Regions from separate parts of the Mus musculus genome. Here region 1 is linked to region 2. A link is a loop called in an ENCODE intact Hi-C map of the cell type or tissue named here. Cell type or tissue: heart. All regions are shown on one strand.

What was found. Peaks named below come from ENCODE experiments on the same cell type or tissue, not always from the same donor. Only the 100,000 strongest peaks of a DNase experiment are listed, where the experiment ranks them.
Region 1: it touches region 2 in a loop (2.2-fold over the local background); 2 of 42 quality-filtered maps call a loop at or near these places.

What each region holds. Positions count from the first base shown.
Region 1 is chrX:139,997,438-139,999,937 of GRCm38, forward strand. It overlaps Rbm41 (RNA binding motif protein 41), which reads right to left and starts at 1,158. Exons shown (of 7, transcript NM_153586.2): 1 at 1,063-1,158. The coding sequence starts at 1,070. In heart, no CTCF peak of the experiment used is centred here; DNase peaks (open chromatin) are centred at 834 and 1,114; H3K4me3 peaks cover 1,456 bases; H3K27ac peaks cover 1,023 bases.
Region 2 is chrX:139,868,990-139,871,489 of GRCm38, forward strand. Morc4 (microrchidia 4) reads right to left here. Exons shown (of 17, transcript NM_001193309.1): 1 at 2,283-2,500; 2 at 2,081-2,153. The coding sequence starts at 2,384. Among named protein-coding and RNA genes, the nearest start is that of Morc4, 1.4 kb to the right of the region's middle. In heart, a CTCF peak has its summit at 1,491; no DNase peak of the experiment used is centred here; H3K4me3 peaks cover 1,333 bases; H3K27ac peaks cover 711 bases.

The sequences.
Region 1 (2,500 bases), 130 kb after region 2:
AGGACAGCCAGGGCTACACAGAGAAACCTTGTCTTAAAAAAACCCAAGAAAACAAAACAAAAACAAACAAACAAAAGGCAAAGGAATAATTGTAATTGGTGCAAACTCCTAGATAAAAGGGGAAGAAGCAATCTGAGAGCCAAGGGGGCTTCTAAGGCACTTATGTGAATCATGTCCTACCTCTTAACCTGTATAGCAAACAGCTCTTTATAATCACCCAAGCAATACACTAGATTCACTTTCCATGTATGAGGAATCTCATCACAGAATAATTAAAATAATTCAAGCAGAGGAAACATGAAAACAAGACAACAAATGAAACAAACAACAACAAAAACCTTTTAAAAACAATTCAGGAGAAAGCATTCCTAAACAGGTTCTTTGTGCCACTGTTCCAGTGCGAAGATTCAATGGCAGTGTGAAGCCAAAACTAAGTGGCTCCTTTTTCTTAAGGTTTCCTGTCCTGTCAATAACTGGGAAGCTCCGGCCTCAGGGAGGTCCGCACCAGGCTCAAAGGGCCATTTACTGCAGAATCAGGAGGGGAAACTGCCCTAAGTTTCCTTTCTTCTTCCAAAGCACCCGAAGCCAGATCTGCGCTCAATTTGGAGATGCAAACTATCACCCTGTAACTTGAAGATCTCAAAGCACTACCCGGTGTGGCGGGCCCATTATGTCTTTAAAATCTAGACAAAGTAAAGTGCCCACCCTCTGACCCTCTGGCCGGTGAGACCTAGCAGGACCAGCGGGCGGGCCAGGGAGTGGCTGGCGTGAGCATCCGGAGAGTCAGGAATGTGAGAGGCCAGGCAGCTCCAGACGCTTCTGCCCTGAGGGAAACATTCCAGTGGAAACCCGCCTGGCTACGGCCCTTCCAGAACTTCACCCCCGCAGACTGGTCCAGCCTGCCGGCCTTCCCTCCTCCTTTCTCCTTTGTCTTCCCGCTGGAGAAAAACCGCCCCTCAAGAACGTGACACATCCCAAACAAAAGGGAAAAAAAAAAAAAAGACACAAAAGTTTCATAGTAAAAGATAAAAGTTGCCTTCAGCAACCCGGATATGACCTTACCTCTTCATGTTTCCGCAGGCCCCTATCACTAACTTGGGTAAATAGGAAGGAGACCTCAACTCCCAGCAATCTGTGCGGCAGACTCAAAGGTGATGAAGGTTGGAGCGTGGAACTCTGGGAAGTGTAGTAATGTGATGATGGAAAGAGAAAGCGGGTATTGGGTGATGGGTTTATTGGAAATTAAGAATTTTTGGCCCAGGTTAAAGATAACATCCAAAATATAAAGCTCATAAGCCTAGGATTCACCTTTGGCTTCTTGGATTTTTCTCTAAGTATCAATAAATCCTATATTGTTCCTAATCACCGTCTTCATTCTTGTCAGCAAGGCTTCTCTTTTAAGGATTTATCTGACCTGCCTGCTGTTTCCCCTCAAGCCTCTGGTCTAACCACATTGTATGCACTAATGCTTCTCTCTTAGTTGTAACAGATCCTTCTGGGTTCCCTTAGTTTAAAGTCAGAAGCAGTACGTACCCAGACTTTTGAATATTTTATAAAAATATATCGAAGCCAGAGTCAGATATGGTACTGAACCGGAGTTCAGTTCCCATACAGCAGTTCACAATTGTCGATAACTCCAGTTCTGAGCATCTGACTTGTTTTTGGGACACCAAGCACACACGTACATGCAGGCAAAAAACTCCGATGCAGAGCATAGCTTATTTTTAAAAAGCTTCGTATAGAAAAGTGTTTAAAAGCATTAGTTCCCGGGTTTAGGGATGTAGCTGAATCTGTAACGTGCTGGCTTGACATGCATGCACAAAGCCCCCTGTGGGATCCTCAACACCACACAAACTGGGAGTGGAATACTTGTTCGGGAAGTTCAAAGGCAGGCTGGACTACACGAGACCCAATTTCAACAATAGCAACAGCATGAATAACAAAAACAATAAAAGTATGTGTTCTTAATGGCCCAAAATGGAAAAGCAAGTATCTCTAAAGTTATGAAAATGTATTAATTTATAAGATGGAAATTTCAAGCTACAAAGCTCATTTAATTACATAGCTCAAAGCAAGCCAGGTCTACATATTCTCAAAAAAAAAAAAAAAAAGAAAGAAAGAAAAAAACTAAAAACAAAACCAAAACAAAACAAAAATATAAAACAAAGAAGGACTACTACCATGCCTCCAAACTATAAAAGGTAAGTAGAAAATTCTGAGACTCTGCACATTTATGAGGAAACAAGAGAAATATGATTTCTAAATGTATTGTAGGATCTTGAAATAGACAGAGGACACACGGTAAAAACTAAGTACATATAAATAAAGTATAGTTTTTATTTAATAAGTTTCATTGTACATGACAAATATACTGTTGTGTTAGACATGAACTCTAAGAAAAACAGTAGAGTACATATGGAACACTAGAGTATGAAGCTCTAATGTAAATCTAGAACTATGTTAAAATAAAACATGATTTTTGAGATCTGTGGATTGTATC
Region 2 (2,500 bases):
TGCCACCCACTTCCAAGGCTAAAGCTACAACGTTATTTTCGAAAGCCTGTTGTAAACTCTTTAAAGGTGTACAGTCTCCTATTTGTGAACTCAGTGCTCTAATTAAATTCAAAGACCTAGAGGATATTCTTCATGGTTTTGCTCATCCAGTTGTTACTTGTGAGTGGAATGTCCCTACACTCACCATATCCACATGTCCCAACCCTTTAAATCTCTTCTCAAGTGTCCCCTCCTCTACGAAGTCTTTCTGACCCCCCTTCTGGTCCTGATAATCTTAAGTCCCTCCTCTTCTGTACGCCTGCAGCACGTGTGTGCTTCTCTTTGCACACGTCCTTTTCTACTAGGTTGCTACAGAAATGATAAAACCTTTTTACATGTTTCATCATACCTGTTAATAAAGTAGAACTTGGTCATATCCATTTTTCTACCTATCTTGGTGACCCTGTGCATAGTAGATGATTAATAAATGTTTATCAAATGAGTGATTTCCTAAAAATTCATGAGGAAGTAGAGAAAACACTTGAAGAAAAAGTAAAAAAGAAAGTTTGGGATTATCAATAAACACTCTGATGTTCCTTTTCCCTGTTAATATTTGTGACTTGGTTTTTTTTTTATAAGAAAATCTGTGTATACACATATATGTACATAATATACACACATTAGCCCAGGTCTATGTTTTTTAATTTAATGCTTTAAAAATACCATCCAGTGAGCTGAGTACAGTGGCAAGAGCCTATAATCCTAGCATTGGGAGGCAGACACAGGCACATCTTTGTGTGCTGACTGCCAGCCTGATCTGCACAGCAAATTTCAGGTCAACTGGACTACATAATGTGACGCTATCTCAAAAGAAAAAAAAAGGGAGGAAGGAAGGAAGGAAGGAAGGAAGGAAGGAAGGAAGGAAGGAAGGAGAAAAAGAAAAAACCATAGGGGAAAACCTAAACGATAGAGTCACCTCAGTCTGGAAATTCAAGCTGTATCATCAATGTTACTTTCCTCCTGAACTTTCTAGAAAGCAATCAGCAACCTACTCTATACCATTTGGGCTCATAGCCAAACTAATCATCAGAATCCTCCAGCACCTTCCAAATAACTCTTCTGACTCTTCCTGTGGCTCACCGACATCTTTAGGAAAACAAGTCTCCTGGCATGGCCACAGTGGTGGCTTACGTCCCCACTGGGGTTCATTCATGTGGCTCTGAAACCATTTTCAAGAGTCTTGTTCTGTGCTAACTAGCCATATAAATCTGTCTTCCTTCTTTCAGTTTTTGAAATATTTATAATGTGCTTGCTCTGCTGCATTTTGCGCAGAACTGCTTTTCATCTTTGCCTTTTGAACAGTACATTAGTGCAGAAGCGATGCACTCAGCTCTAAGGAATCAAGTGAATTTTTTTCCTTTTTTTTTTTTTTTTGAGCGAGCACCGGTGCACCCAGAGGTTAAGTCCTTAAGGCCTCCGTATTCATTCCAGCGGTGTGAGGGCGCTCGTGGACTACGGACCCAGCCCTCTGCAGTCTCCGGGAGCCAAATGCACTCGTGTCATCATCTAAGAGATGGCCCATCATTCCTAGACTTAAGTCTCTAAAGTTAAAGAAGTCATTTCCAGATCTTTCCAACTACTCTACAGGGCCCTCTGCACTGTTCCTTTGCCAGCCTGGGGCCCTCTGTCGGTCGCCAGCCTTGGTCAAATCCAGTCGCTTCGGGGCCCGATATTTTTATGCATTGCTCTTTGATTATTAACTAAGAATCCTAAAGTGACTGGAACATCACGATCCAGACAGAACAACAGCGCGGGAACCCTACCAAACTCTTAGTACACACCTCGCTTCCTCGGCTTTCCAGGCACGATCTAGTCCCGTCGCCCCCCTACCCCACCCCACCCCACCTCACCCTACCCCATCCCACCCCACCCTACCCTCCCTGTCCCCCTCCCTAAGAGATCACGGTGGCCGAGCTCCCCCAGCCCGTCCCGAGAGGACCCGCCCCACGCGCCTCGTGCATTCCTCTTGCGTCCACCGCACCACGCTGGCACCTCTGCCTCGGGCTTGCGACCCGCCACCCGGCCCGCCCTCGTCACTCACCTAGCAGCTCCGCGATGGCACTGAAGGGTCGCGTGTGGCTGCTGGAGTTGCTCTGGAGGTAGCGGGGGCTCATCTGGGGGCGAGAGAAGGTTCCGTCCCGCGTGAGGCCTCAGCTCGCCCAGCCCTCCCCGCGCGCCCCCCGCAGCCCTGGGACCCGGGCGCGCTCGCGCGAGTCCGTCCCCTCGGGGGCCCCCGGACCTACCGTGCTCAGGCGGATCCTGAAGGCCTGCGGGACGCTGCCCGCCCGGGCCAGTCCGCCTCCCGGCGTTCCGGGGCCCGCAGGGGCCCCTCGGTACAGGAGCATTTTTTTGGCCGCCAGGATACCGGTTTGCTGCTGCCGGACCCCTGGGCCGGCTGTCCCCGCACTAGATCGCGCTGTCCCCCGACTCGCAGCTGGCGGTGGCCGTCCCGGACTGGCCC